Linked DNA regions of Homo sapiens: region 2 is linked to region 1. A link is a loop called in an ENCODE intact Hi-C map of the cell type or tissue named here. Cell type or tissue: heart left ventricle. All regions are shown on one strand. Each heading gives the region's core, and the rest is flanking DNA. Links, peaks and the distances in the headings are about the cores only. Region 1 overlaps PRKN (parkin RBR E3 ubiquitin protein ligase). Region 2 overlaps PRKN (parkin RBR E3 ubiquitin protein ligase).

Region 1 (15,459 bases), core at 6,752-11,751:
TCAAAAAATTTCAACACACAGAGGTTCCTTCTACTCTAATCCTTACAGAAAAGTAACCTAAAGTCCTTCTTTTCACTTTACAAAACCCACTATCCAACTACTTCCCAATAAAATTTAAAACTGTGTGAATATGTTTATAATAGTGACAAAATGTCATCAGTGCCTAGAGTTTTGGTTAACCCCTCATGATTTTTGGAGGTTGACCATAAAGAGAGAATTGTTAAAGCAAATTTAGCCTAAGCTGCCTCCTTGCGTATTTTAAGTCTGGCCTAAAGTTTTCCCTGTACAGAGTAAACTGTGTAATCAGGCTATAACCTCCTCTTGTTCCAATCACGAAGATCACCAAGTTTTGGCCTCTGAAAGGTGACAAATTCTTCAAAGCAGTTCAAATAGACACCAAGGTGTAACCAATACAACTGTTTGTGTACCTGACTTCCATTTTCTGTACATCATTTTCCTTTTTTTTCCATAAGTCTTCTTTGACCACACAAAAACACTAGTCTCTCTAAACCTATTCTAGTTTGAGGGCTATGTGATTCACTTTACTCAATTAAACTCTATTAAATATAATTTTTAAGTGCTTTTTTGAACAAAGGTTTGTGACTGTAAATATTTAATAATTTTCTTTCTTAAGATGTTGTTAAACTTGTTCTTCTATGTCACCAGGAACAAAAGATATGTAAGAAGGGTATTAAAATTTCCTATATAAGGGTATTAAGAATTTCCTATAAAGGAAGTATTACATAGGCAGTCATCAGTTTCTCATAACTTTCTTTTTCCCAAATCCCAACAAGAATTCCTAATTCACTCAGTCAAAATATTGCACATTTTAGCTTCATAAGTTATGAAATTAAGAAAAAAAATCAATCCCTTACCCGTGTTGGAAAAGAAAGTACTCAGGGTTCTGGTTAATGTTTAAGGAAGAGGTTAGAAATGTCAAATAACAGGTCAAATAAGAGTTATAGATTAACATCCAACAAAGAAATTGTCCAAGAACCATAGTTTATTAACTCAACAAACACAAAAGAGGCTTACTACTACTTATTGACCAATAAGTTGTAAACTTAAAATTGCCAAACTCACCTTTACATAGCCAAATTTTTCTCAAAAGAAAACTTAAACTTGCAATGAAATTCTGTTTTACATGAAAGCTCCGTTGAAGTAGCTATTATATTACTAGTTACACATCGTTAACCATTTAAACCATTATTTTTTTCCAAATATTCTGTTCCAGTTATTCAGGTCTCATTAGTTGTGGTAGGTAAATGTACTTTCTCCTCACTGTCTTAGTCTCTCAAAGAGATCTATTAATTATTTTTAGTGCTAGGGAAGGGAATTGACCTGAAAAAGTACTCCTGATAAAGGTGCATGGTCTACATCCACATAAAATTGCCTACTCCTCCGGTAGTTGACACCGTGATAAACAAAATCAACACATCTAGAGAATCTTCCATTCTACATACTCAGTCTTTTTCTCCACTGAAATTTCTTGCCTCTCTTGAAAATGATTTTTTAAACATGATATGGTAAAGATACACGGGCTTTAGTGTCAGGTACACCAGACTGCAAAGTCCCCTTCTTAACTGTATTTTAAAAAATTTTATTTATTCATTTATTTGTAATTTACAATTTTTTATAATTTCAACTTTTATTTTACATTCAGGTGGTACCTGTGTAGGTTTGCTGGATGGGTATATTGCGTGATGCTGAGCTTTGGGGTTCAAATCATTCTGCAACGCAAGTAGTGAGCATAGCACCGAATAGTTAGTTTTTCAACCCTCCCTCCTCCCTCACTCCCCTCTCTAGTAGTCCCCAGTGTCTCTTGTTGCCATATTTATGTCCGTGTTTACCCATTGCTTAACCCTCTCGGAAGTTATTTTTCTTCTGATAAAATGGAGATGCTAATACCATCTTACAGGGCTGTCGTGAGGATCGCATGTGTAGCACGTGTGAGTAAACTCAGCGCCGTGAATGGAGCACAGCGTGTAAATGAGAGTGTCCCAGAGTCTCCAGGGACAAGTTTCTGGGATGTTTACTTCTGCCTCTGGCCTGGAGGTTTGCATGCAAATAGACCATTAGAAATAATGGACTGCTTACAGGGACACAGCCACTTGGCACTGACTTCCGTCAAATCTCTAGCCAAAGATGTTCCCTGGCTGCAAAACGACATGGAATCTGTAATCCTTGTTTTCTCTATAGCTGTGCAGGGACAACAGACTGAAGGACAAAAAGTAGAAAAGAAATTAAGGAAACCAGTATGTCCTTCAGGAGGAGGCCAGAAGGATGGCGTCCACTCCAGCTTTCTCCTGGGCTTCCAGGAGGCTGGACAGAGGGCATCTGGCAGCAGCTCCATCTTCTTGAAGAGCTTTGTGCACTTCTGTCAAGAAGGTGCTGGAGCAAAATAATCTGCCAATCATGCCCTTCTAATGTTTCCACTTCAGCAAGCTCATTCATTTCAAACTGAGGAGCCTCAAGAGCCTCAACATCCCACAGGGCTGCCATGTTTGAGGAAGGCGGAGAAGGGACCCATAGTAAGAAGGGGAGGTGAAGAAACATAATAACATGCTGCTGTACAATTACCCAATTTGTTGGCATCACAGAACTGGAAATAGAAGTGATGAGTGGAGCAAAAATAAAGGTTAGGATTCTTAGGCAGTGTACACAGTACCATTGAGTACCATTGTGGAATGGATGCCATAAATAATAATCGCTAAGTTTTATCGAATGGTTATTATATACCAGATAACACCTTAATTGTGTTATTTTATTTGGTCCTCACAGCAACCAGTGGAGTAGATAATGTTATTCTCATGTTTATAAATGAGGAAACTGAGTCCAGAGAAATGAAATAACTTGTATTTAGGGTCACCCCAGTAGAAAGTGAGAAAGCCGGGTTTGAAAGTCTGATGTTCACATCCCAGAATTCAGCTGAAATAATACTTAGGAAGAGTCCTGTGTGTGTTGGCAGTCAGAACTCGCAAAGCTGCATGAGGGCGGCTGTGAGTCACCAAGAGACTCTGATGATTAGCAACACCTGGTCACCACACTGCTTTCTAAAGAAGACAGTTCCTATTACCTGCAGGGTGCTGCTTTGTTGCCTGAGGATTTGGGTCGGGGCCCAGAGTGAACTGCTTGAAATAATACATGAGCACTTAGCAGTGTCCCTTCTTCTCTAATCTGTCCCCAGGAAGCATCCCGCCTCTCCTGGGAGCAAATGTTGAACAAATGGATTGAAAGGATACCAAATAATTATCTTGCCCTAAGCATGAATCGCTTCACCTTCCCACGATGGCCTTCTGTCTTCGTCTGGCTTTGACTTGGGTCAGGATGTTTGATAACCAGTGATGGCCATTGGGCTAATAGCAGTAGCATTCTGGACAAGAAGCCATGTACGGAAAACACCCATTTGGCTCATAAGTTCTGAGTAGCTGCGTTCCATGCTCAGTACCATTTGTTCAATGATGCCCGTGAGCCAAGCTGTTGGTTTTTCAGTATCACTCACTAAACTCTTTTTCCAGACACAAGAAGTCCTATAGGACTCTTAGTGAACTACTAATATCCCACATAATACTACCATTCATATGCCAGGACATACTAGTAACATCTACTCTGGAGATGCTGATAACTCAATTAGTTGCTATGACTGTATTCATTTGTAGTGCTTTACATAGGTTGGACAGAGAAATATTGCATGGAATAAGTAAACGTGAATTTCACTTTGGCTTTGCCACCAGCTTCCATTTTTGTAAGTTCATTTCTCCAAGAAATCTAAGTAGATTCACCTTTCTTTCTCTCCCACCCCTCCAATTAAAGTAACCATTATGCTAGTTTAATGGGATAAGTAGTACTTTTTTCATCTTTTGTTTGGTAATAAAATGTAATTTGGGGAAATGAAGTTGTTTCCTGGATACCTCAAGCCAATAAAATAGTGACACAAGGACGAATATTTATACAACATCCTTGGTTTTTCAGTCCAGTGTCCTTATCTTTTGCCTTAGTTAGTGATGTTAAAATGCTATGCCTTTTTTTCTATATTAAAAAAAAATCTCTGAATTCGAAAGGGTCAATGAGATATATCTCCATGAGAGGCAACATCCAAATCATCTGCCAGGTGATCCCACCTTGTCACAAAGGATTGTGACTGACAGCAGAAAGAAAGCAGGCATGAGAAAACGAGATGCAGTCAAGAGCTGACGATCACATCAAAAAGGAAAGAAAGGTGAAACATTTCGACTACAGTGAAATTTGCTGTTAAGCTTTTTCTATGGAGAGAAAAGCTTTCTTCATAGAGAAAACCATATTTCAAGAATTACCACTCAAAAAGCGTAGGTGGCCACTTGATGATAGAGAGGCCATGTGTACTCATTCTTGATGACAAGTACAGGGTGACCTAATTGGGGGCTTTCACTCCAGCAAACTGCCCCGATTCCACTGACCCCATGACGAGGATGCTTATTTTTCCAAATAGCCACAAGTCTTGAGGCAGGATACCTTCAGGGTTGGCTAACTCAGCTCCTAGGTCTGCCATCCTTAGTGCTATGCAAAATGTAGACGGGCTTTGTAGGGGAAAAGGGGTTATTTCTGTTATTATAAAGAGGGGAGTTCACCTAAACATCATCAGCTACCCTGTTGTTGGTTCCTATCCGTGGATGCTAATTTCTGCCAGTGATCTCTGCCCTGGGGAGGATGAAGAGCTGAAATACATTTAAACTACGTACTCAATAGACTGTTGGACTTAATTTGAAACTAATATCTTTACTTTTTTCTCTTTGTGAGTAAATAAAACCCTTAATTGACATTACCAGATGCTGAACTAGACAAATGGCTGATATTTTTGTGGAATGTGTACAATTGTATCACCCACACAAATTGGCTAATGATCTAAATATTTTTTAAAAGACATTGGGTAGTATAGTAAGAGTCACACCTGATGTTCAAGGGTAGATTTATGGCACTGTTATCTTTTAATCATGTGAAAATTTTCTCAGGTGGAATGATATTTCATAGAACTAGAGTTTTCTTAGCTAGAGACGGCACAGCACCTCCAACTTTTCTGTTTCGAGAACTGCCTGTTCCCTTGTGTTCCCTTGACCTCAGACAGTGAAATGACATTTGCCAATTCAATATAAAAATAGCAACAAAAGAACTTATTCCAGAAAGTTTCCTGTTTTATTTCTTTTTGGATACATATTTGAGTGGGATTTTGAAGCTAACCTGAAGTATAAGGGAACTTCATTATGGGTTTATTTGACTTACTATATGTCACCTTTGCAACCAACAAGCTTATGCTTTATTTCATTTTCTGTGAAAACGAAGGAAATGGGCAAAAATCTCACCAAAATATGGATGGGGTAATGAGTGCTAGTGTCCATGCAACATGTAACCATGGCTTAGCTGATAAAAAAGAAATTCCTATTGATGTTATCTTTTTAATCACAAGGTAATTGTGCTGACAGCTAAGAGAACTAGGCCAATATTATAAGTAGCCTAAGGGAGCAGCAGAGACACAGGTTTGGCTCTCTGTAATTGTGAAAAAACACTTGGTTGTTGGCATCACAAATTATGCTATATCAATTAGAGAAAATATTTGAAGGACGTTGAAGAGTTGAGAGCAGGTGACTAGCTAGCTGCCACTAGTTAGTTGTCTGCATTGAGGTATTGCTTTGGCCTAAATCCTTTGCCTTTCTTTCCTAGATGTTCTATACATTCAGTGAGAAGTCAGCCTGTGTTTGCATAAGCATTTCTGTCACTGCCAACCCAGCTCTGATGACAGAGTGTGAGCTTCTGTGCTGCTGGTACCTTTGGGATTCGTGCTGACTCGTGACAAGCCTAGGAGGGCCACAGAAAGAAGGATGTAAGGATGTAAGAAGGATGACCTTCCATGTCTTCAAGAATAGTTGCGTTTTAAGAAACAATGAGACTTCCATGTCCTGATGGCAGTCGATGTAGAAATTCCTGGCATTTGGCAACAGCATGGAATCACATTCTGTAGTAATACAAAGAGTCTGGCTTCTGGCTTCTCAGGTAGATTCAACAATGTCAGCTCTCCTGGTAACTGCTCTAAAAATACATTTTAGAGTCATAAGAAGCCCGGTTTTGACCCCTCACTCTCTTACCTGTGTAGACACCCAGATATGCTCCATGCACTCTTGGGTGTGAGAGTGATTCCCTGTTCTCCCAACCCTTCCCCAGCCACGCCCTTTGTGCTGCTCCGCAATGCTTGGCTCGGGAGGAAACTGTATTTCCCAGATGCCCTTGCCAGCGAGTTCCTGTGACATCTGCTCAGTGGATCCAAAGGCAGGTCAGGGGAAAGGCGCTGTCATTTTCTCTTTTCTACCCTTCCCTCTCTCCTGCTTCTGGAAGTGTCTGTGATCCCTTCTCCATGCCACTCCTCCGTGACTGGGAGGCAGTGCCTTGGTGGTTTCTACCCACTCAGTCGGCCCATCCTCAGGGGTCCTGGCATGCACTCAGCACTCAGAAGTTCTGATAAAGTACTTTCTTGAGTTTCCTGAGTCCTGGGGGCAGTAGCTGTTTCCTACAGTTTACCAGGTGATCTAATCTCATTCTATCCCTTTTTTCTTTCTTTTTTTCTCTTTCTGCTCTGCTAACATTTTGTAACAGATTTCTTATATTCAGTGCACTCTTAAGAAGTACCTAATACATCTTGTATGTGGTGGGATTAATAGTACTTTAAATAGTACACACAACCTGCCTGTAAAAGGCCTGAAAAGAGCTGTGAAATAATTTATACTCCTTTTCTTATTGAGTCCACATTTAGGAATCTATCCTGTGAATGAAATCAGAGATGGTCCTGGAGATTTTATGAGCATGGGTTTTCATTGGTGGGTTAATTTTTAATAACAGAAAAAGGAATTACTTGTAGAACAATAGGAACCATTAAAATACACTCATACAAATTACAATACACATACACATTAAGATACTGTACCATTATTAAAAATCACATTTTCAAAAGAAAATGTTCATAGCATAAGCGAAAAAACAGTGTATTAGCCTGTCCTCACACTGCTCTAAAGGACTGCCCAAAACTGTGTAATTAATAAAGGAAAGAGGTTTAATTGACTCACAGTTCTGCATGGCTGGAGAGGCCTCAGTGAACTTACAATCATGGTGGAAGGGGAAGCAAACATGTCCTTCATCACATGATGGCAGCAAGGAGAACTGCCGAGCAAAAGGGGAAAAAGTCCCTGATAAAACCATCAGCTCCCCTGAGAACTCATTCACATCATGAGAACAGCAGGCATGGGGGTAACTGGCCTCAGGATTCAACTACCTCCCACCGGGTCCCTCCCGTAACACATGGGGATTATGGGAACTACAATTCGAGATGAGATTTGGGTAGGGACACAGCCAAACCATATCAAACTGTATACAAAAGAGTATGAGGGAATGTTGTATAAGGGAATAAACATTTTAATTTTTTAAAATTTATTTTATTTTGAGATGGAGTTTCACTCTTGTTGCCCAGGCTGGCATGGAATGGTGCAATCTCTAGTCACCGCAACCTCCACCTCCCGGGTTCAAGCTATTCTCCTGTCTCAGCCTCCCAAGTAGCTGGGATTATGTACCACCACACCCAGCTAATTTTGTATTTTTTATAGAGGCGGGGTTTCTCCATGTTGGTCAGGCTGGTCTCGAACTCCCGACCTCAGGTGATCCACCCACCTCGGCCTCCCAAAGTGCTGGGATTACAGGCATGACCCATCGTGCCTGGCCGGGAATAAACATTTTTATAAACACCACTTTATAGGTATGATCAAAGAAACATTTCTATTAACACACCTTTACAGGGAATGCAGTGGAAAGAAATCAGGCAAGTTTCTATTGGGGTGATTTTTATTTTCTTTTCTGTGTTTATTTTTGAAAATTTAAAGAAATGTCCACCATGACTATTTTTTAATAAGCAAAAGACAATTAATACATTTTAAAAGAATAATAGTTCTTATTATGCCACATATAATAATAAATCCCATTTGGATATAAGATCTAAGAAAGCCAACCAAAATCCTTTCAATCTTGTATAATAATGGAAGAAAACTAGAATGACATTCTGTAATCCCAAAAGATAAAAGAATAAAAAAGATTTTCAACAATGATTAATTTGGAGATAAAACACAAATGTGATAAATGTAAAAAGATTCTTTAGAACAAGGTGATTTTTAATTTACAAAAAAATTATTATAACCTGTCAAATTGGCATTATAAAACTGCATTTGTGGGAAAAGGGCCGTTGCCATAATATTGGTGACAATATAAATTGCCATTAAAGCTTTTTTGCAGTACCCATGGCAAGTACCCATCAATATTTTGTGTGTACAAATCTTTGGGCAGTAATTTTACTTCGAGGCATCTCTCTAATGGAAATATTTGTGTAAATGTGCTACAATCCAAGTTGAAGTATACTTCCATTATGCATCTTCTCAGTGGACGTTTATTGAGAGCCTATGATGTGGCAGACATTGTTCTAATAAAGGACACATTAGAGCATACCAGAGAAAAATCTTACATGAAAACAGTAAACAGTAAGAAATACATGAACAAGATTATTCCAGAGGGTGATGGGTGCTGTACAGAAAATAAACCGAGAAGGTATAAAAGATATTGACTAAGGATAAATTAGATTGTGTAGAACAGGAGCTCTAGAAAGACCTCACCAAGGAAGTAACCTTGGAGCGAGTGATGAGACAGCAGGAACCACCACGCCAATACCTTGGGACAGGACATTCCACAGAGATGCAGAGACAAGGTTGGCTTAGCCCAGGCATGGAAGAAAGGCCAGGGGCACAAAGATTTGGTATAAGAAGTTCCAGAGGAAGACAAAGACAGGTAGTAAATCACGTAAGAGTCCACGGGCTATAGTAAAAAGCTTGAAGTTGATGTACATATTTTTGATTTTGAAACAGTAAAAAATTAGGGGAAAATATTTCAACATTCATCAGTAGGGGAATGGTTAAATACATTACTGAATATAATCATCTTGTAAAGTACTGTCTAGACATGAAAAAAATAGAAAGCTCTGTATTTACTGACATGGAAGAATGTGAATCATGCTATTAAATGAAAAAGCACATTACAGAACAATACACTTACAAAATACAATATCAAAATATACATATACACACAGATAAAGGTGAAATTCAGAGGTGGGGATGTGGGACTTTGACTTTTTACTTTATACACTTTTGTGTGATTTTTTTAAATTATGGATTTATTTTATTATTGATAAAATATACAAAGGTTACAATACTCCTGATTGTAAAAAAAAATGCTTAGTAAAGTATATTTAGAAAACAGGGAAATTGGAACAGTTTTTAGCCAAAGAAAATCCCACACTACATATTGGCAAAAAAAAAAAAAAAAGAGAGAGAGAGAGAGAGGGAGAAGAGAGATTTCTATTCTAAAAAATGCCTTAGGGCTTGTAGTTTCTTATAACTTCTGTGACTACCTATGGCGTATAAGTATTAGATTGTATTCTACAAATTGACAGCCCAGGATCATATTCCTGGTTGCTTTGTTTTTTACACAAATATCTTTATCTGAACTCTGGCTCATTCTGGAAATGTAAGCCTCTCCTCCCTCTTCCTGATTCCCCTTCACACCCCACAACCATGTCAGTTGTGCAGCCATTTTCTGGTTTAAATTTCAGAACACATGAGAGGGCCCAGCTCGCCGCATGTTAAGATAATCCTTTAAAGGTTGCTGTCTGGCCATGTGAGCTTGCAAGATAAGGCACCGAGCGTGGGGCTTTCTTCATTTGAAAGAGTATTTTGAGAACCTTCTTTGATGTTTGAAGCCCCTTTTCTTCTGACCTCCCACTTGCCAAGTAGATACTTTCTTTCTTTCTTTTATTTTATTTATTTTATGTTTTTATTTGGGGGACATTTTACTCCCAGGGTAGTTATAGTCAAAAGGAAGAAAAGTTTGGAATTTCTTCTGTTTGAACACCACTGTGTAATTGGAAGGCGCAAGTCTCCACGACACTGATGACAACTCAAAAAAGCTCAAATTAAGGAAAAGTCCAGTTGAAAGGTCAAGGTATGGAAACAGTACAGATAATTATTTGGGTATTATTTTAAAGAGCAATGCATTGGTGAAATATTCATCATGATTGTTTTTGGATACATTGAATACCAGTTATTTATATTCTTGAATCATACCAGTGAATGTCTGTGTAGATGGTATTATCAAGTCTGGGGTTTGATTTTACCCCTCTTACAAATCAGTGAGCCTGCTACTGTATCAGGCTGCTGGTGGAAGACGTGAGTCTTGGGGCCAAAGGCAAAGGGCTTTATTACACAGTGCTCAGCAGTGCAGCAGCTTGTGTGCAGGGAATGAAGCAATTGGCTCAGAGGGAACTTACTCATGGGTGGATTTGCATCACAGCCGGTGAATACTGAGCTGGGACTACTGTTATAGCAAGCCGCATGCAAGCCTTTTGTCTAGGGGAAGACCTTGCCTTATCTCTTTAGGTTACCAGTTGCATAAGCAACCCTGAGTAATAGTCTGTTAAAAGCGGGCAGGACCTTTTGATCTTGGCAAGTCCAGCAAGATGTATAGAAGGGAGAGAGGCCCAAAGAGGACTGTATCTCCCAGTGAGTTGTAATTTTATATCACAATATCTAATAGCATATAATCCTGTTAACGTAGTCATGCATATTACATATGCATTTCAAATAATCTTTTTAAAAGGTTTTTGTTAACTGAAGGCATAATAGTAACAATGATGATGTCTTTGCTTCATTTTTAAAAAGAACAAGAAATAATTTGGAAAAAGTAGCATAGAAATGAAAGAAGAAAAATGTCACTTTTCTTGTGCTGTCAAGTTTGGATTTATAGTTCACTATGATTAAGTATGGAAGAATAAATAGTTTTCAAATAGACATATTTATTAGCTACTAAATGGAGGTATATTAAATACAGGTACCTCGATGGCATATGGGTTTGTATAGAAAAATACATTTTTTTCCTACAGAAAGGGGGTTAGTAGTAACACAGAACTTCAGATTCAACATAGAAACCAAATTGAATTACAGCAGCATCAAAAGATTTTCAAAGAGGGGCTTTGGACAATGTACTTTGAATTGCCTCTGCAGAACACTAATACAGACACGTGCCTGGGCAGGGGCATGGAGGGCCAAGTGAAGCTAACCCTCTTTCCCATAACTCAAGTCAGGGGAGACAATTTTTTTTTTTTTTTTTTTTTTTTTTGTTTGAGAAGGAGTCTCGCTCTGTCACCCAGGCTGGAGTGCAGTGGTGTGATCTTGGCTCACTGCAAGCTTTGCCTCCTGGGTTCATGCCATTCTCCTGCCTCAGCCTCCCGAGTAGCTGTGACTACAGGCGCCCACCACGACGCCTGGCTAATTTTTTGTATTTTTATTAGAGACAGGATTTCACCGTGTTAGTCAGGATGGTCTCGATCTCCTGACCTCGTGATCCACCCGCCTCAGCCTCCCAAAGCGTTGAGATTACAGGCGTGAGCCACTGCGCCTGGCCAGGGGAAACAATTTTTATAGAATAGTGTTTTTTATTGTGAAGGATAACTTTTTGTGAAATAAAGTTTTTTTCTGGGCTAGAGGAGGCTTCCTCACGTACCCTGGCCACCCTGAGTGCTTGTTCACAGTTGGTTTTGGAAGGGAATAGCAGAAAGAGCAAGATGAATGTGAGTCCGCCTCTTCCTACTATTGTTTCTTAATATTTACAATGTCTCCCATGTTAGTCTGATTTATCTAACAGAATTTTCTGCTATCCTAAAAGGAAGAAAAATAAAATAGAGAAACAGGTGTAATTTTCAGTAGAAATTTATTTTTAATATTATTCAATTTTAATTCAAATAGGATTATTTTTCAGTTATTTTACACGGCCCTTATTTTTGAAAGTTAAACTTGTGTCCGCCACCTCCCACCCCCAAATATCTCAGTGCATTACTATTACTTTTTTAAAGATAGGTAACTAAGCATTATACTATTTTGAGTTGTAGAAATGTGGTTTATATGTTCCAAATAGCTAAATTCTAAAATTGACAGGATACAACTTATCAAACATACAAAACATATATTTTACATGGTAGAGAAAAATAACGAAAACATTCTTGAGATGATTTGATTTTTCATAAATTAAATGAAGACTTGAGTCAATTTATAAATTGGCAAGTAGAAGTAACAGCATGTTCTTTGAGGCCTTATAATTTATCTACTGAACCATAATTTTATAAATGAGTATCCTTTTGATACTTCCCTTTGGAACACTGCATATTTGGCAAAATGTTTGGGATCTTTTACTTTTAAACATTTAACACACACGGTGTAGAATGTGAGCAATTCATTGTTGAAAATCTGAGAGCTGCACAGTCCCTATTTTTCATAATTCATATGCATGCCTTCCTTCTTTTCGGGGTGGAATTGTAATTGCCAGCTTTGGTTATTTGGTACTTTTTTCTTAGTAGGTCTTCAGCTGTTTCTCCAAGAATGTTATAGTTAATGGCCTCAAGGTTTGCTTTGATATCAGGCTGCACGTATTTACAGAGACTGGAAGTACGTGAGCAGATAGGACTCTTGGCATATTAACACTATAATTCCTTTAGTGGAAAAACTTAGACTTAATTTGAGCAGAACATCAAACCTATGCACAGCACACTTGCATCACTGCTGCAAAAATCAATGTGGCTTTTTTTATAAATAAAGAATAATTAAAAGACAAGCCAGAAAATTTCTCTCCATTTTCTCTCTCTTGGTCTGTCGGTATTAGTCTGCTCCAGCTACTATAAAAGAAAGTCTCATAGACTGGGCACTTAAACGCACATGTTTAGTTCTCTGAGTTCTGGAGGCTGGAACGTTCAAGATCAAGGTGATTGCTGGTGAGGCCTCTCTTCCTGGCCTGCAGAGAGATGCCTTCTTGCTGTGTTCTCACACAGAGTAGAAAGCTCACTCTTTTTTTTTCATCTTATCAAGCTTTCCAATCCTGGCTTGTGACCTCATCCTCGTGACCTCATCTAACCCTAATCACCTTCGAAAGGCCCTACCTCCAAATACGATCACATTGGGGGTTAGGGGTTCAACATATGAATTTTTTGAGAAACACACTTTGGTCCATAACCCTTTCTCTCTCTCTCTCTTTTCCCCTAATGAGCCACTCCAAATGCAAAGCGAACTTCTGAAGTAAAAATGTAGCCATCTGAACTTGACTGATGTTTACAAGTTATGGTTTCCTGGGTGGTGAAGGGCCTGTCTTCCCAGCTAAGAAGATGGATTGTCTTGTTTCACAGCCAGCATCAAAGGCACTGGATGGGATGCCAAAGTTTCTGATGAGAACATTTCACTTAAGATAAAAGGCACTTCTAAAATCCTGGAACTCTGTTTTGCTTTGTTTTGTTTTTCATTTAAATTTTCAGTAAAGATCAAAGCTGTCAAAAATTTAATTCAAAAACTCATCATTCATCCATGTTGTCTCTCAAAGGCCAGTTCCTTTATCCTTTTACCATTTTTAATCAGTATGTCTCATGCCCAGCACAATCAGAGGTGCAGACCCACTAACTCCATCGCTAAGCAGAGGTCTTAGTAAGCACTGGCCCGTGGTGTGCCACGGAAACATAGAAGTAATGAGAAAGGTGGAGCGAGAGCCTCACAAGGATCTTACCATTGTCGGTGTTTCATTGTCGGTGTTTACTTTTGACTTCTTGACCTCTGTGAAAGATTTCTGGTTTACATGATTTTGTGTTTGTAGGTTTTTTGTTTTTTGGTTTTTTTGTTTGTTTTTTAAAGAACAAATGACTTATTTTATGTGCTTATTTTTAATATTTAAAAAAGAAGAAAAGATGTCTGACTGTATCGAGAGTAGACAGGTTTTATAGGAAATATCTAAAAACAACTACATAAAGGTTACCATTCTTTTGAAAGGAAAGCCTTTCTCCTTCAAAATCCATTAATTTGTTTAGCACTTATTTTAAAAGGAAACTGAATAAATGCAAATGTTAGGGGATGTATATGTGAATGTGGCATTGTCCAAGTAAACGATTCACAGAAAAATTAGGAATTGTTGAAGAACACCTTACTGCAGTTCAAAAAAGTGAGTGCCATGGATTAAATAACAAATATTAAAAAATAAATGGACCGTAAGTTGCACTATTAGAAAGAACACTTTCTGTTTGTGTTATTTTTAAAGGGGTGCGATAAGACAGAGGAAACAAATTTTTCCACTTATTGTGTTCCAGGTACCACACACCCACACCCGCACCCACACCCACACCCACCCACACACACACACATATGTATATATAAATTATATTTTGCCGTATTTTAGTAAGTGAGAACATAAAAGTGAGAATTTGAAAAATTATAAAATATTGTATGACATGGGACGAGAACTGAGACAGTTTAGAAAACATTTTGAAGAATAAAACAATAATATAAGCCAATTATAAAAGATTTTCGGATAAAAATGTGTTGTATGGCATATTTGTTCTGTAGAATATTGATGGGTTCTTTGAAGAGAGGATGCCACAGTGAAGTAGTTTAGCCAACCCTTAACTAAACATGTATCTTTACTGTAGGAATTTTCCAATTCCATTAAGAGGCAAACGTCTATTCTCTATATAATAATCATGATTCTTGAACGTATTTGACCACTGAACAATATTTTTCCTTGCAGCAGATCAAGAAGTGGGTATTAAGACATTTTGGGAAATACTGGTTTAGCTGCCTCAAATGCAGGAAATAAGATCACTTATAACCATGTTTATGTTTTTTTTTTTTTAATTTTAAAAGGTATATTTAGTTATAGCAAAGAAAAAGGAATACTTAACTCATGGTTTTGTTCTGTTTTGAGAAAATACTGAGGAGATTTCATTAGCAAATTAACTCTTGTAGTAAAAAAGATTATTGGTTAAAAGTCAAGTGATTGAATTTTTTCCTGATTCCATTACTAAGACTTTGGACAAGGTGAGTTAACATCTGTCAGCCCCATTTTCCACCTCTGTAAAATGAATTGGCCATGTTAGGGCTCTCAAAACTCAACTTTCTCAACATTCATGGAGCTAAATTCTACCTAATTTTCCGAATGTCCTTGACAAACCAAATCTAGATAAGTTAATTTATTCAATCAGTCACCTCCCAAATATTTATTTACCTGGTGGTTTTCCTCTGCTGTGGCACTTCCAAGTACATCTGTTCCTATGGGGCTGATGGGCTGGGGAATTGGGAGAGATGATTTAGGAAACAAGTAAACAGATATGTGAAGAAAGTGATTTCATATATATATATATATATTTTTTTTTTTTTTTTTTTTTGCCACAGTGTGTCACTGTGTCACCCAGGATGGTGTGCAGTAGCACAATCTCGGCTCACTGCAACCTCCACCTCCCAGGTTCAAATGATTCTCCTGACTCAGTCTCCTCAGTATCTGGGATTGCAGGCAGCCGCCACCACACCCAGCTAATTTTTTTAT
Region 2 (15,459 bases), core at 4,601-9,600, 180 kb after region 1:
CACTTGAACCCAGGAGGCAGAGGTTTCAGTGAGCCAAGATGGCACTATTGCACTCCAGCTTGGGTGACAGAGTGAGGCTCCGTCTCAAAAATAAATAAATACATAAAAATAAACAAAATGGAAAAAGATAATTCTTAGAAGCCTCCTAATAGGCCTCTCCTTACAGCTCATCATTTATAACTGGGCCATATGGCCAGTGATAGTAACGAAGCATGTTGAAAAGCAAGTGTTTGCCACATGGAAACAGAATTGCCATGATTGGCTTAGACCAGTCCTATTTTATCCCCTAGTCTGGGCCCATTCCATCTCCAAAAAAAATCGGATTCCTATGAGCAAGGACAGAGGGTGAGAAGCACGTTGGGTTGGCAATGATCAGCGACTATCACATTTGTAAATGCATCACCGTTTTAGCCCACTTTCCTGAACTCATCAGTTTCTTTCCTGCGTGGAAACCCTGCTGTTCTATGCCCTATTTGTATCACTTTGCCTGTACTAGACTTGGCTAGCCTTGAAACTGTTTTTGTGTGTGAAATGCTACTTTTCTCCAGTGCCTGTTTCTACACATAGATGTACCTTCCTGAGTCTCTGCAGAGTGAAACTGACATATTATCCGTTTGAGCACTGAGGAGCTTTATCAAGACTTGTGGAAGTAAAAACTACATCTGTAGGGCAGTGGGTTAATTTATGTGCTTAAGAAGCGAATGGCTCAAAAATCTCACTGGGGAAACATAAATAGAATTTAGTAGCCTTTTCTTCCTACATAGTAGATCCTTTGTTGATGCTTTATAAGAAACAAATATCTTATCTTACAGTGATAAAATGTGCGGGGCAGGGGAGTCTCCCTGAAAATACTGCTTCAGAATGAGGCAAGCCAGTACAGACCAGTACTGTGATATGAGTTTGCATTATGAATGTATGCGTGCATGCTCTTCCATCTGGGAATATCCAGCTACCTGCGTAAATGCATCAGTAAAGCCGGGTGGGAAACGGAGAGGTTAATTGACTTTACTTGGGTCACCCGGCGAGAAAGAAACCAAACTGAGAGTTTAATCTGGGGAACTTGAGCTCAGATTCTTGCTGAAAGCACTCACATTGAGTCACATTAGTTTTCTTATAAGGTTGAGGGAGAGTTGACACTTACTCTGCAGGCTTTCCCTGAAAAGAGTAAAATTCACTGGACTCTGTTTTCTAAAGTGGGGATTAAGATTCTAGAACTGGATTAGAAGTGAAACATGGAGTTTTCCCTTGCTGAAAAGAAAATGGAAGAGTATTGCGTACTGGGAAAAAGGAAATTATGAAAATTAAAAGGGAAATGCTCATAGAATATGATTTGTAAAGTGACTAGTTAGCCAAGTGGGTTTGTTGTAGGGCACGATACTCACTGATGCCAGAGTCTATGGCATGCACTGGGCATGGTCCACTTGAATCTCTGAGTATGATTAAAACCCTTCAGTCATTTGTTGGTATGATTGAACTACGGGTTCTCCCACGGCTAGTTTCAAAGAATTATATTTCTGTCTAGTGTCAGAATGACCCTATTTTTTTTAATGTGTTATGAATCTTCAGTTGTGCATACAGAATTTCATATTAATTTAGAATGCCATGCTAATAAGCGTACACTCAGAGATGGCCATAATTTAAAGCTAGCAGTAGTATCTCATGGAGAAATGAACTCTACTCCTCCCATAATGTGCTACAAACAAATGAGAACCATGCTCTTTGTCTTTGTCTCTGAATAGGATATTTTTATTTAAAGTACTTTAGGTAAAGGTCAGTATAAACCAATATGACATAATATGTCTATTGTTCAATGTTATCATAAAAATATAAACTTTGCATAAACAGAGTTCATGAAATAAATGGAGTATGACCAAAAAATTAAGTCTTGATTATTTGGGTCCCCCTGTTCTGGGCTCCCTTATTAGATTCATTTCCTTGGGGCAGGGACCATACTTTGGTGCTTAGCATAGTGCCTGCCACATAGTAGATATTTTTATTCTTATTACTATTATTATTATTTGATGTTTAAGATGTTTCATGAAGTAAATTAATGGTAGGCCAAGGTATACAATGACTATGATAATGAATGATATAATAGTCATTGTATACCTTGGCCTATCCATAATCTTAGAATAGGAATCAACTTTGCAGTCATCTAATCTCAATTCCCTCCTATAGAAGATAATTAGAATAGGAATCAACTTTGCAGTTGTCTAGTCTCAATTCCCTCCGATATAAGATACTTAGAATAGGAATCAACTTTGCAGTTGTCTAATCTCAATTCCCTCCTATAGAAGATAATTAGAATAGGAATCAACTTTGCAGTTGTCTAATCTCAATTCCCTCCTATAGAATATAATTAGAATAGGAATCAACTTTGCAGTCATCTAATCTCAATTCCCTCCTATAGAAGATAATTAGAATAGGAATCAACTTTGCAGTCGTCTAATCTCAATTCCCTCCTATAGAAGGTAATTAGAGTAGGAATCAACTCTGCAGTCGTCTAATCTCAATTCCCTCCTATAGAAGATAATTAGAATAGGAATCAACTTTGCAGTCGTCTAATCTCAATTCCCTCCTATAGAAGATAATTACTCTTACATGCTTGCTTTGTAGTCATCTGACTTTGCTAGAGCACTTTGAGTAAAGGAATAATCATTGCTTTTCACAAAACTGTTTTCATTGTTAAAGAGCTTGAGAGAAAGTTATCTGACCTAAATGTTTCCACCCATTCTTCTAGTTTTGTTATTTAAAAAAAAAAAAAAAAACGAAATCTAAGGAATGTTCCACCTGTAGGCTCTTCAAATGTTTAAAGCAGCTACAATGATTTACTTCCTAGGGCTTTCCTTCTGTATTAAACTTACGATTCAAGCATTAAAAAGGGACAGAGTATTCTCCTGCCTCAAAGAAGTTTTCTTTTCAAAGAACAGCGTTGGAGCCACGAAAGGTATGGCAAGACTATGAAAGAAGATCCTGAAATTAGAAGGTGAATGTGCTCTTAAGTAGGACCAGGAGATTGCTGTTGGGTTGTGGATAGGGCCTATGTGGACATTGATCCAGTACTGACTGTAGAGAAGGAAAAGGCAGAGTGTACACAGGGCCTTCTTTGTGGAATGATGTTGGTGTTCAGGTTGGAGAATGAAGAGGCAGGGTTGGAAATGACAATTCAGAGCGAGCAGGTGTGGCAGCCACTGTGTCAGACACTGAGCTTATCACCAGGGTTGGTCATAGTGGGACGTGTTGAGCCACTGGAAATTTCATGCCTACTGGTGATTTTTGTAAAGCAGCTCCCGGTATATCTGTATGTCTGCTGATAAAGACATACCCGAGACTGAGCAATTTACAAAAGAAAGAGGTTTATTGGATTTACAGTTCCACACGGCTGGGGAGGCCTCACACTTCTGGTGGAAGGTGAGAGGCACGAAGGAGCAAGTCATGTCTTACATGGATGGTGGCAGGCAAAAAGAGAGTTTGCAGGGAACTCCTCTTTTTAAAATGATCAGATCTCATGAGACTCATTCACTATCATGAGAACAGTGCAGGAAAAACCCACCCCCATAGTTCAAGCACCTCTCACTGGGTTCCTCTTATGACGTGGGAATTGTGGGAGTTACAATTTAAGATGAGATTTGGGTGGGGACACAGCCAAACCATATTAATGTCCAAGACAAACCTTTTGTAGCTTCAACTGCACAACCCATCACGCTGTATCTGGTGGTGGTTCCTTTTACTGAGGATTCTTTTGTCTCCTCTAAAGGAGTTTCCATGTCCTCCTGGCAGATAGCATTTTTGTTGAGGCCATGGATGCTGCTGACACATTCTTTGGTAAATGTCATGTTATATTAATAGATTTTCTCCCAGGGCCAAATGGATAACTTTAAGTTTCAATTACAGCTTTATTTCAGTACATAGTAGTGTCCAGTCTCTTGAAAACAACCAACTAAACAAATAAAAAGCTTGCCATGTACTCCTGCTGGGCCTGCATTAGGCTGGGCACTTGCTGGAGGGGTGGTGTATATTGGGGTGGGGGGCATCCTCCGTCCTTCCCCACCTTGAACTTGCTCCCCTGCACTGCCATTTTGCTCTCTTCTGTTTCTGATACCTCAGTGTTGAAGCACAATTTAGGAGCTTAGCAAGAGGGCACAGGAAAGTTCTCACTCAGCTGACACTGTCATGGGATATGTTTAAGCTGTCAAGTGTAGGAAGTGTGAAAAGCAAACTTTATCTCATTGGCTCCTGTACAAGTTGTTTAGAGGTCACCAGAGGAAATGTCTGCTTCACCTCCAAGCATATACTGATGTTCCTCCTCCGGTGATCACTTCTTTCTCAGCTGCTGGTTTTTCACTGTTATCCACCCCGATTTTCTCTGTTGGAGTCTCCTTGGTCTTCCAGGACATCTTGGGTAGAAACTAAAGTGGTTTCAGTGCAGCTCTTTTTCATTTTCCATTGGGCATTCTCATACATATTTTGTTTTAACAAACTCTGGGATCACAGACTAAACCCAATATAACTATACCAACAAAGTAGCTAGCCTTTAACATTATCAAGTGGGACTCGGGTCAGACCTGAACTCACTCTCTGTATTAGTCCTTTCTTGCCTTACTGTAAAGAAGTACCTGACACTGGGTAATTTTCAAAGAAAAGGAGTTTAATTGGCTGATGGTTCTCCAGCCTGTACAGGAAGCATAGTGGCTTATGCTTCTACAGAGACCTCAGGAAGCTTCCAGTCACCGCAGAAGGCAAAGGAGATGTGAGATGTTTTACCTGTCCAGAGTGAGGAGGAGGTGCTACGCACTTTTAAACAAACGGATCTTGTGAAAGCTCACTCACCATCCCAAGAACAGCACCAGAGGGATGGCGCTAAGCCACTCATGAGAAACTGCTCCCAGGATCCAACCACCTCCCACCATGCCCCACCTCCAACACTGGAGATTACAATTGAACATGAGATTTGGGTGGGGACACAGATCCAAATCATATCACTGTTTCTCCTTAACTCTAGAAGAGCCATATCAAGCTCTCTGAGTGGAGTCTTTCCATAGAAGCCCTTTTCTTCCACAAAGAAATCACCTTCAAACATTATCTCACCTTCAAACATTATCTCCACTCACTCCAACAAACCAATCTATAAATATGATGTTCATGAGATGTTTCAAAATAGCCCATGTTTGGAAGAAAAGGATGTACTTTCTGCTTGATTTGGCTTTGAGCCTAAAACTGCTAAAAAAAAAAAAAGTCTGTTAAAAAAATTATGTCAGTGATGTTTAGATTTGTAAATTCACATAGGCAATCAGCACCTCTTTTGGTTTATAGTATCTCTTGTATCTGGCTTTAATTGAAACCTCCAATTTAATATTCTATTACATAAGCTTTTCATGTAGAGCCTTTTACAGCTCAAAAAGTATTTTCACACACATTGTCTTTATTGATTTAATAACCATGTGAATTGGGTAAGGTTGGGAATCCTGTGACTATTTTACACCCAAGAAAACTATACAAGGTTCACAGAGAATAAGAGAATTACCAAAGGAACAGTGTGAGGTGGGCTCTCAAACCACATGTTTTGAAAAAAAAAATCTAAAGATTTTCTCCTTCTGCTACATAGCCTCTTCTCTTAACAGGGAGCTAAATATCTTTAGTTGGTACATCATTATTTTTAACACTACTTGCTCCGTAGAGTCCCTAAGGCATTTAAAATATTTTAAATGTGCAGGATCACTGTCATCCTTTTCTTCTAAGATGTTCTTATATTTTTCTTTGATTTATGTTTTGAAGGCTCCATCTTTGTTGAGGCCATGGATGCCGCTGACACATCCTTTGGTAAATGTCATGTTATAGATGTTCCAGCCATCTATTAAATTCCATCTCATGGTATCAGGATAAGAAGAGCTGAAAATTAGCTGAAATGTGGACCCTTCGTACCACAGAGCTGCTGTCATTTAGACTAAGCTGTTACTCACTAGTTTTTCCTGGAGGGAAAAAGATTTTGAAATCACTTATAATGAAGGACGCAGATAACACCGGAACCTCTTGACCTAAACTCTTGTCCTTCCTGTTGTTTTGTTTCCTTCGACAACATGAAAAACATTTAATAATGACTTTGATTACTTTATGTTTAATTTGGAGCAGGGTATTCAGCCGTAAGTTTTTGTTTCCTTTATTTGGAAACCTATGATTTTGAAGAAGGGGTGGCAGGAGAGTGAATTGGCACAAATGTTAGGTTCTATATATTACTCAAGTTTATCATTTAGTGGGGGGAAAAAGTAAGTTTACCTTGTACAGCTTGAAATTTAGTGGGCATTTATTTTCAAATGGCTATGCATTGTATTGAACTTGGAAAATTAAGATGAGTTTAGAAAAAATATCCATAACATTGGAAAATGTGCTGTGGAATACATAGTTTAGGTGAAATATGTACTAAATAATATCACAAATCTAGGAAAATGCCAGTATATATGTTCAGAAGCAGAGCCCAATACAAGTTTCATAACGATGCCACTTTTGTCTTTATTAGATGAGGCTTTCTTTGTTAAGATTAGTCAGAACAGAAGACCAAGGCAGTCAGGAGCACCCCCCCACCCTTATTTTAAGATTACAGTTTTGTGTATAAGAGTTTTGAAATAAATGCTTCATTTAGGAGACAGAAACTCGTATTGTTAAAAAGTGGAGAAAATTGGTTTACTTTAAGTTTCTCAAAGGTTTATATACCAAAACTTCTCAATATTGCCTGGCCTACTCCAAACATGCAGATTTCAGAATCTTTAAAGCACGTGTGAAATGTGCATCTTTAACTTCAGTGGGGATCAGCAAAAGGGAAGTCAAAGGAGGCTGGATGTATTAGTCCGTTCTCACGCTGCTATGAAGAAATACCGGAGACCGGGTCATAATAAAGAAAACAGGTTTGACTGACTCACAGTTCCGCATGGCTAGGGAGGTCTCAGGAAACTTACGATCATGGTGGAAGGGGAAGCAACATGTCCTTCTACACAGGGCAGCAAGAGAGAGAAGAAATGAGAACCGCACGAAGGGAGAAGCCCCTTATAAAACCATCAGATCTCATGAGAACTTAATCCCTATCATGAGACTAGCATGGGTGAAATCGCCCACATGATTCAGTTACCTCCCACCAGGTCCCTCCTGTGAAACATGGGGATTATGGGAACTAATAATTGGGTGGGGACACAGCCAAACCATATCAGCGGGGCAAGCCCAAATTTGTAAATGTTGGAAGTAATCAAGAGAAAGAGAGGACAGTGGATGTTTTTTACTTCACTAGACTCTGCCCTTTTGTGAAGCCTCCTATTATGCAATCAGTAATTTTTGCTTATTGAATATTGGATTTGATTGATTAAAAGGACAAATAAAGTACAAGATCCTGGATATGTACATTAATTAGCAAAAGTTGATACAGAGCTGTACTGTCCAATATGTCAGCCACTAGGCACATATGACTTTTTAAATTTTCATGAATTAAAATTAAAGAAAATTAAATAGTCAGATTATCAGCCACAGTGGCCACATTTCAAGGACTCACTGGGCAGTTGCAACTAGAGGCTGCTGCATTCATTGTAGTTTAGAGCATTCCTGTCAACAGAAAATTCTCTTAGATAGCACTAGTTCAGGGGATTCTCCCTGGGGCAGTCAGGTGCACCTGTTTGGATTTTTAGAACTAGTAAGTGTATTTTTCTAAAACTAGGAAGAAAGAGCTGGAAAAAAGTTACTTGGCTATTGCATAAATGGGGTGTATGGTAGGGATCGAGGGGCGGCATACTGCGGCAATTCAAGTGTTAGTAAAGTTTTATGGCTATTGAGCCCAAAGCTTAGAAATCAGACAGGCCTTGCCTTGGTCATGCAGTCAGCAGTGACAGATCAGATCTGGGACTAGGACCAAGGTTGTTAGTTTCCCAACTTATAGTTTTATCACCATATTGAATTCCTTCCAAGATGTATACTTTGGCATATAATTTTGGAACCACAAATCTTTGATTTTTATAAGACAGAGAGGCTTACAGTCTTTCCCTCCCCATACCAAGACAGGAGGGGAGGTGACTTTCTTACACAGAGAAACCTACTTCATAGGCTGCCATCTGTCAAGGACATCTCCTTCACCTTCTTATCCTCAGAGTGGGTCAGCAAGGAGACCCACCAGAAGATGATGATGGCAGGGAAACAGCTCCATGTGGCCTGTGTGAGTTCCCTGTCAGTAGCAGCTGTCTCTCAGATCCCTTTGGGCTGCAGCCTGGGTTCTGCAGCAGAAGAACTCCCAATGCCTTACATGTCTCCTTAGGACCTCATTTGTTCTCCATCCTCTTACATCTTCCCTATCTGAATAGCAGCCACCTTCCAATGCATGTGGTTCTCAATGTGAGAACACATTGGGCCTCCCGACATTTAAATGCTGAAGGTAGCACCGTGCTTCTGGACAGGAATTTATCTGCTTGAGACCACATGGTTATGGAAAATGTTATTTTGTCAATGAAATGCAAATATACATTAACCAAGTATCCTTACATTTATAGAAATTCTTTTTTATCATTATTTCTTCAAATCGGCAGAAAAGCACCAAAAAAAAGAAAAAAAGGTGTCAGAAATGACCCAATAATAATGCATTTTAGAAGTAGGTGAAAAGCAGTTTTCACAAAACTTTAGTTTACTTGAACGTTTCAAATAATACAATAGTTATTTAGTTGAAGGTTAAATTTAAGACAGTGTGACAAAGAGATACAAAATGAGCATATGCTGTTGGAAAAATGGTGCCAATAGACTTGCTCTAAGCAGGCTTGCCACAGAACATCAATTTGTAAAAAGGGCAATATCTGCAAATTACAATAAAGTAAAAGTGCAATAAAATGAGGTATGCCCACACATGTTTTAATAAGAGAAAAATTCCCGTGTACTCCTGCGAGGATCCTGGGATGAGCCCATGGGAGCTGGCTGAGTGGTAGTAACTTGCCATCCCATGTTTCAGACTGAAGTGTTAGATTTGCATGATGCTTGGGTGCCTGCACACCCTCCTGACACACAGTGATGTTTTCCCAGGTGGTTCTTCACTGTCCCATGTCAGTAGACTCCCGGTAGATCCACCCCGCCCAGTTCCATAGACAGGCTTCAGCCTGACGGCAACTACAGCTAGTGCCACTTGTCCTCAGGCTGAGACGCTTCTACGTGTAATATAAAATTCTATTATATTTTATAAGTCTGTCTTCAATATCTCTGAATACAGCATTTCTCCTCAAGTTTACACCCATTCTAAATGTAAACGCAGATTGAATCATGATTTTAAGTGTAGCGTTTGATCTCCAGGCAACATCTGTGTTTAATGACTAGAGTGTAGTGTATTTGGAACCATCAAGAAGGGACTAGTACAGCAGTAATACAGCAAATAACAGCTCCAACCCCTGTCTTTGTCCAGGGTAGAAACTGGTGGATGCAAAGTAAGTGTGTAAAAAGAACACACTTTGCATGCAGTTCCTTTCTTTCTCTACACATTATTTGTGAGATTGCAATACAAAAGAAAATACGCCAGGAACTCAGATCACTGAGAATGTTTGTACGTATTCTGGGATAATGAGTCAGTACAATATCTGACTCATTATCAAACTGAGAATGGATTTCCTGTTTTTGATAAGGTAACCAAGTTCCTCTTCCTAGATGTGTGACCTTTGGCAAGATCCTTAACCTTTCAGAACCTCTTTTCTTATTCTCAACTTCTTTCCTACCCCTAAATCTGAGTGTGTCTGTGCACTTTTCTCTTGGGCAGGGATAGTTGGAAGCTGACAAGCAATGATGGAATAAATAATCAAATGCACATAAAGCAATTTGCTTAGGACCTGATTCCCACTTAGTGATTCCTACTTATGATTCTTAGTTTCTTTCCCTGATTCTCCCCATGTTTCTCTTTGTGGTTGCTGTTGTTATTTTGTATCTCAGGTGTACCATGTTGGATTCTATGGTTCTTGTACAACACTGTATCAATATTTGTCCAAGCCTGACCCTCTTTATGCATTTATTTCTCTTTTTCTTTCTTCATTTTCTGATTACCTTCCCTTGTCCCGTTAAATTCAAAAAGCATTTAATACCTACTATGTGTGGAAATCCATGATCTGAAGTAGAAGCTGTAAGTGGTTCCAGAGCCAATATGACCATCATCCTTATTCAGCTCATGTGCAGATGTTGGTAACACCAAGCATCCACTTGTATTCTTTGGTTTCAGTACCAGAAATAGCAAAGAAATATGCAAATGGTTTGTGTGATTTATGTAATTAATCCCACTTCCCTTTCCTATGCTTGCTGGAAAGCTTAGAAACAAATAGGTGTCCTGCCTCTAGCAAGCACATGAAACTTCGGGAACTGACCTGGGACTGGAACGTCACCCCCGACTGGGTCAACATTTCCTACCCTTCTGTTCCTCGGTCAGCCCACTCCCCTCCACAGATATCTTCACTTGCTTGTATTGTTATGGGCTGTTTCACGTTCTTTCTGAATGAAACGTGGTGTAAAGGAACAAATAAGCTTACAAATGTTGCAGGGATGCATTGTGTAAACCCATTTTCACCTGAGAATGAGGCCAATCCAGTTTAAACTAGAATCATGTTATTTGGATTTTGCCTGTTCCCTGATGTCCTCTTTGGTGTCTACCATCTCTGGTCTAGCTGGGGCTGTTGTGTTGTCCAGTTAATATATGGGGATGCATTTGTGTGCCCAGTCATTGAGATACAGGAGGGAGGGGAGCCCACTGTTCCCTGTTGTATAACGCACTTGCTTGTTTGCCCCATAAAGCCAACTTGAAAGCTAATTAGGCTATGTATATATTGGTTAACTCAGTTCCCCTGCCATGAAATTTTGAAAACTACCTGATTGGAACAAAAGGAACCGACAACATATCATTCAGTCAATGTGGGGAAGGGAGAAATATGAAAAAGGAGGAGAAAAGATTCGTTTGGGATTGTCACATTATCACAGTGGACAGCTCTTAAGCTTGTCCTGTGAGCCGACAATTCTTTTTGGTGAGATTTAAATAAGGTTCTTGGTATATGTTTGAAGAGACTGTAAACACATATGTTTATAGTATATTCGAGACCTGATGACTTTCTTTTTTCATTTGTAATTTTTGTGGGTACATAGGAGGTGTTCATATTTCTGTGGTACATGATGTGTTTTGATTCAGGCATGCAATGTGAAATAAGCACAGGATGCAGAATGAGGTATCCATCCCCTCAAGCATTTTTTCTTTGAGTTACACACAATGCAATTACGCTCTTTAAGTTTAAATGTACGATTAAGTTATTATTGACTGTAGTCTCTGGTAGCTTTCAACCAAGTGAAAATGTTTAGTTGGGGAAAACAGGCTGATCATAGTAACCATCATTTCATCCTTGTCACTTCCTCAGTGCAGCTCCCAATTCACAGAGAATTACAATAAGGAAAAATCACCTCAAATATGCCTTTACAATGAATTTCACCTATCACATGTATCACAAAGGCCCCCAGCTGTGGCATGCAGCATACATTTCTAGGATGTAGACTTTGCTACACACATACACACACACACACACACACACACACACACACACACACAGTAATAAGATAACAAAAAGCACTGTCCCCTTACTACAATTTTTCTGTCAAAGGAAAAAAAAATGGGAAGAGGAGGCAAACACTAAATAGATATTTAAGTTTCACACGTTCAGGCTCTATCTGTTTGCTGCTTGGTAGTGTTTACAATGTTCAAAACCTGAGTGGAGGAGGAAGCCTTTCCCCTTGGCACATACATAAGCTCATGAATTGAGCCAGTGGCAACTCTAGGGAACTAAGTAGGTGGTGACTGACTTTGGCAGGTGATTCTTTTCTTGGTTGTTGTTGACATATAGTAAGGGGCATAAACCTTCAGTGTGCAACTTGATGCCATTCTTACCTACACACATGTATACGCTCCTCTAGACAGACTTTTAGACCTTTTCCAGAAAGTCCCCTCATGCCACCTCCAACTCAGTTACCCACATTTTTCAACTGACCAGAGGGATGGGTTCTGCAGCAGGCTGAAGGGGAAGGCCCCACAGACTGGGGTTAGAGGAAATGAGGAAACACAGCAGCTGCCGGTGGCTCTGCAGTCAGGAGAGCCATGGTGCAAACTGCAGGTTCCAAAACCAGGTGGAGCCCCGGCAGTCCATCTGCCATGGCACAGAGATGCTGGACCGTCCCCTCAGGTGGACACAGCATGGTTCGGGCTGATGATCAAAGATGAAAAACAATTGGCACAGGTTCCTAAGAAATTCGGCCAGCAGAGAAATATAGGCTCAAATAGAACATGTGTGGTATCCACAGAGCTGCAGGCCCAGTTTTCAAAATGCAATTACGACTGAAGGGAGGCCAGGCACAGTGGCTGATACCTGTAATCCCAGCACTTCGAGAGGCCGAGGCAGGAGCGTTGCTTGAAGCCAGAAGTTTGAGACCAGCCTGGGAAATAGTGAGACTCCGTCTCTACGAAAAAAATTTTAAAAATTAGCCAGGCATCAGGTGTGGTGGCACACACCTGTAGTCCCTGCTACCCAAGAGGCAAAGGTGGGAGGATCGCTCGAGGCCAGGAGTTTGAGGCTGCTGCGAGCTGTGATCGCACCACTTGCACTCAGCCTCAGTGACAGACGGAGAGCCCTTGACTCAAAACAAACAAGCAAACAAGCGAAAACACTGATGAGGAAGAGATGATGCAATTCAGTAAATCAGACACCTAGATAGAAAGCTGCTGAATCAGGGACTGAGGCTTTTACCCCAGATAGGGAAAGAAATAAACACAAACAAAACCACAAACGACACAAAACTGAGAAGACTGAGTTATCACTCATTCTTTGTGTCATAAAGCTGACCATTGCAGGATGATGTAAGTCCTTCAGAACACACAAACATGTCCACCTGCAGCACTTTGGCAGCACGTGACAATATCCTACTGATCAAAAAAATGGCCAAAATAGTCTTTAAACAAATAGCTTGGTAGTAGGTACTTGAGGGATTTAATTGACCTCCAACCTTTAAGGGAGGTAGCTCAGGTGTGTGTGTCTGGAGCACCGGAGCCATAGGCCAGGGAAAGGGGCTGGCCCCATCCTCTGGGCCTGTCAGGTTCAAATTCCCCCAGCATCAGGGCCAAGATTGCTGAGCGAACACTCCCAAACACACAAACACCAGTGTCTTAAGGGATAGGCCCATTACAATTTGCTCATTGAATTAAGCATGTCAAAAGAGACTCTTCTGCTAAAATTGATTTATCAGAAATAGAACTGTTTCTGTGAAAGTCCTCTCTGCAGTAAGGGTTTGACAATCCACAATTAACATTTTACGGATGACCCACAAAAATAATTCAGCTACAGGTTCTTTCCCAGGAGCCTAGAGGATGTAGCGACTCTATTTCTAAAAGTCCTACCTAGTGGCTTCACAGAAACTTTTTGATTTTCTGGCTAAAGAGACTCAGAGCCTGTCAGTGTTAGAGAATGCCTCCTTAGCCTACAGGGGAAAATATGATCTCCAAATAGAATCCTAATCGCATTTTTTCCTGGTGGTTAATGGTGTTTCAGAGCTTGGTAGGCATGCCACCTAGTGTTCTCCTTCAAGAGGCCTGGCCACATTCAAAGAGAAATGAAGGACACCCACACATCCGGGGGCACTGACAATGGCTTTGGGCCTGTGCTGCGGAGTGAGTTGGAGGCACGCAGCTGCAGCTTGATCTATGGCTCTTTATTTATTTTTTTAATCTGGCAGCTGCCACTGGATTCAAATGTCCCAGTGCAAAGCACTCTCTTTAATTTGTTTTCTTTATTAAATGTACAGACAAACTTCTGCCGTCTTTGTTGTATTCTTGGTGTAGTTGGAAGGCACAAAGAGAACGTGCTTTGCTTTTATTTTTTTTTTCGCTTAATTATATCAAAGTCCTTTTAAATGATAGGCATTAGTAATTGTTGTTTTTCTTTTTTTGACACACACCTGGTGGAAGCACTATGTTATTTTGATAGAATATTTTTAAATGAGAAAAATAAGTTATAGTTATACCAGTGCCTTTTAGCAATGAAATAGCTTTCAAATTAAATTTTATGTGACAAATAATGCAATGCACTCTCATTATATAACACTTAACCAATATAAAAAAGGTGAGGTAGAAACCGCTGATACAAGCATTGCTAACCATTTTAGTGAAAATCCTTTCTGATATCTCTGGCATGCATTCACACTCACACATAGAAATAAGTTTTTTCTTTTTTCTTCTGAATTTGTTTCTCTTAATCATTTATAGCCATTCTCTCAAAGGTAATTTTTATAGTTCTATTTTTAAAAATTTTTTATGACTGCATAATATTCTATGCTCTGCTGCAATGGCTTTGATTTAAACATTTGCCTATTGATTTGTTACTGATATTTCTAGATTTTGGTGTGAGTGCCTGTGCATGTGTGTGTGTGACTATATACAGCAATCCAGTGAATAGGGGTATACATATTTATATGCATTTATTTATTTTTTTGTGTGTGAGTAAAATATATGTCCTTATACTTATTTCCTTAATTTCAGGCTGTAATAATTCACACTTTTGCTTTCATTTTATGAAAGGACTCCTTTTCCCAAAAAAAAAAAAAAGGAATTTCATTGTGTTCAGAGTCTGATTAGCCAAAACAAAATATTCTTGTAACTTAAATTTTGTTTCATCTGTTTATTGAGCATTTCTCTCTGCTCCCATACATTAGGTAGGGTTTTCAAATCACAGTGTAAGCCGTATTTATGGCAGATAGTAACCTTTTCTCTACTGTGGGAGTCGCATGTATATTGTTCTAGTCTATCAGTTTCCACTGTCTGCTGTTTTTTATTTATGGTATCATCATATACAAATATTTTCATGTAGTCACCTGTCGATTATCAAGGTCTCCGAGCCTCTAGATGTCAGATGTATCTGCTATTTTTTTAGTTTACTACATTTAAAACTTTTAATTGGCCTGAAATTTCCTTTCATATGTGGTGTGATGAAGGGGCCCAAATTCATTTCTTTGAATAGATGGCCTTCTGTGACATTACCATTTATTAAATAATCCTTTCTCCCAACATATCAATATATCACCTGGCCAAAATGAAGTACCATATAGTCCTAGATTTACTTATGGGTCCTCTATTATTTGGTATTATCCACGAGACGGTGTGGCTCTTTATACTTATTTGAGTCTAGTGACTGCACAGTTCTTTCACTAGCCTAGCCTCAACCAACTTAAATTAAATTAGCCTCAACCAACTTAAAACACTAGCCTAGCCTCAACCAACTTAAATTCTACATAATTTTCTTGGCTCTTCAGGGATGTTTATTCTTTATTAGATTATTCATCTAATTCCACCCCTCTCCAAATCTTAATAGGCCCCTCTGCTGATACTTTTATAGGACTTTAAGGCTTAGTCATGTGCCCCAAGCTCCCCCTGCTTAGCAGGTAAGAGTT

Evidence for each region. Hi-C counts contacts between places; a loop is a spot of excess contacts. Peaks named below come from ENCODE experiments on the same cell type or tissue, not always from the same donor. Only the 100,000 strongest peaks of a DNase experiment are listed, where the experiment ranks them.
Region 2: it touches region 1 in a loop (2.2-fold over the local background); 2 of 110 quality-filtered maps call a loop at or near these places.

Annotation. Positions count from the first base shown.
Region 1 is chr6:162,358,902-162,374,360 of GRCh38, reverse strand. All of the region lies in intron 2 of PRKN (parkin RBR E3 ubiquitin protein ligase), which reads left to right. It overlaps LOC105369171 (a long non-coding RNA gene), which reads left to right. Exons shown (of 3, transcript XR_943200.3): 2 at 4,062-4,219; 3 at 5,695-11,211. Among named protein-coding and RNA genes, the nearest start is that of LNCR-SMAL, 130 kb to the right of the region's middle. In heart left ventricle, for the core only: no CTCF peak of the experiment used is centred there; no DNase peak of the experiment used is centred there.
Region 2 is chr6:162,176,088-162,191,546 of GRCh38, reverse strand. The region is part of intron 4 of PRKN (parkin RBR E3 ubiquitin protein ligase); the gene reads left to right. Among named protein-coding and RNA genes, the nearest start is that of LNCR-SMAL, 51 kb to the left of the region's middle. In heart left ventricle, for the core only: no CTCF peak of the experiment used is centred there; no DNase peak of the experiment used is centred there; H3K27ac peaks cover 1,074 bases.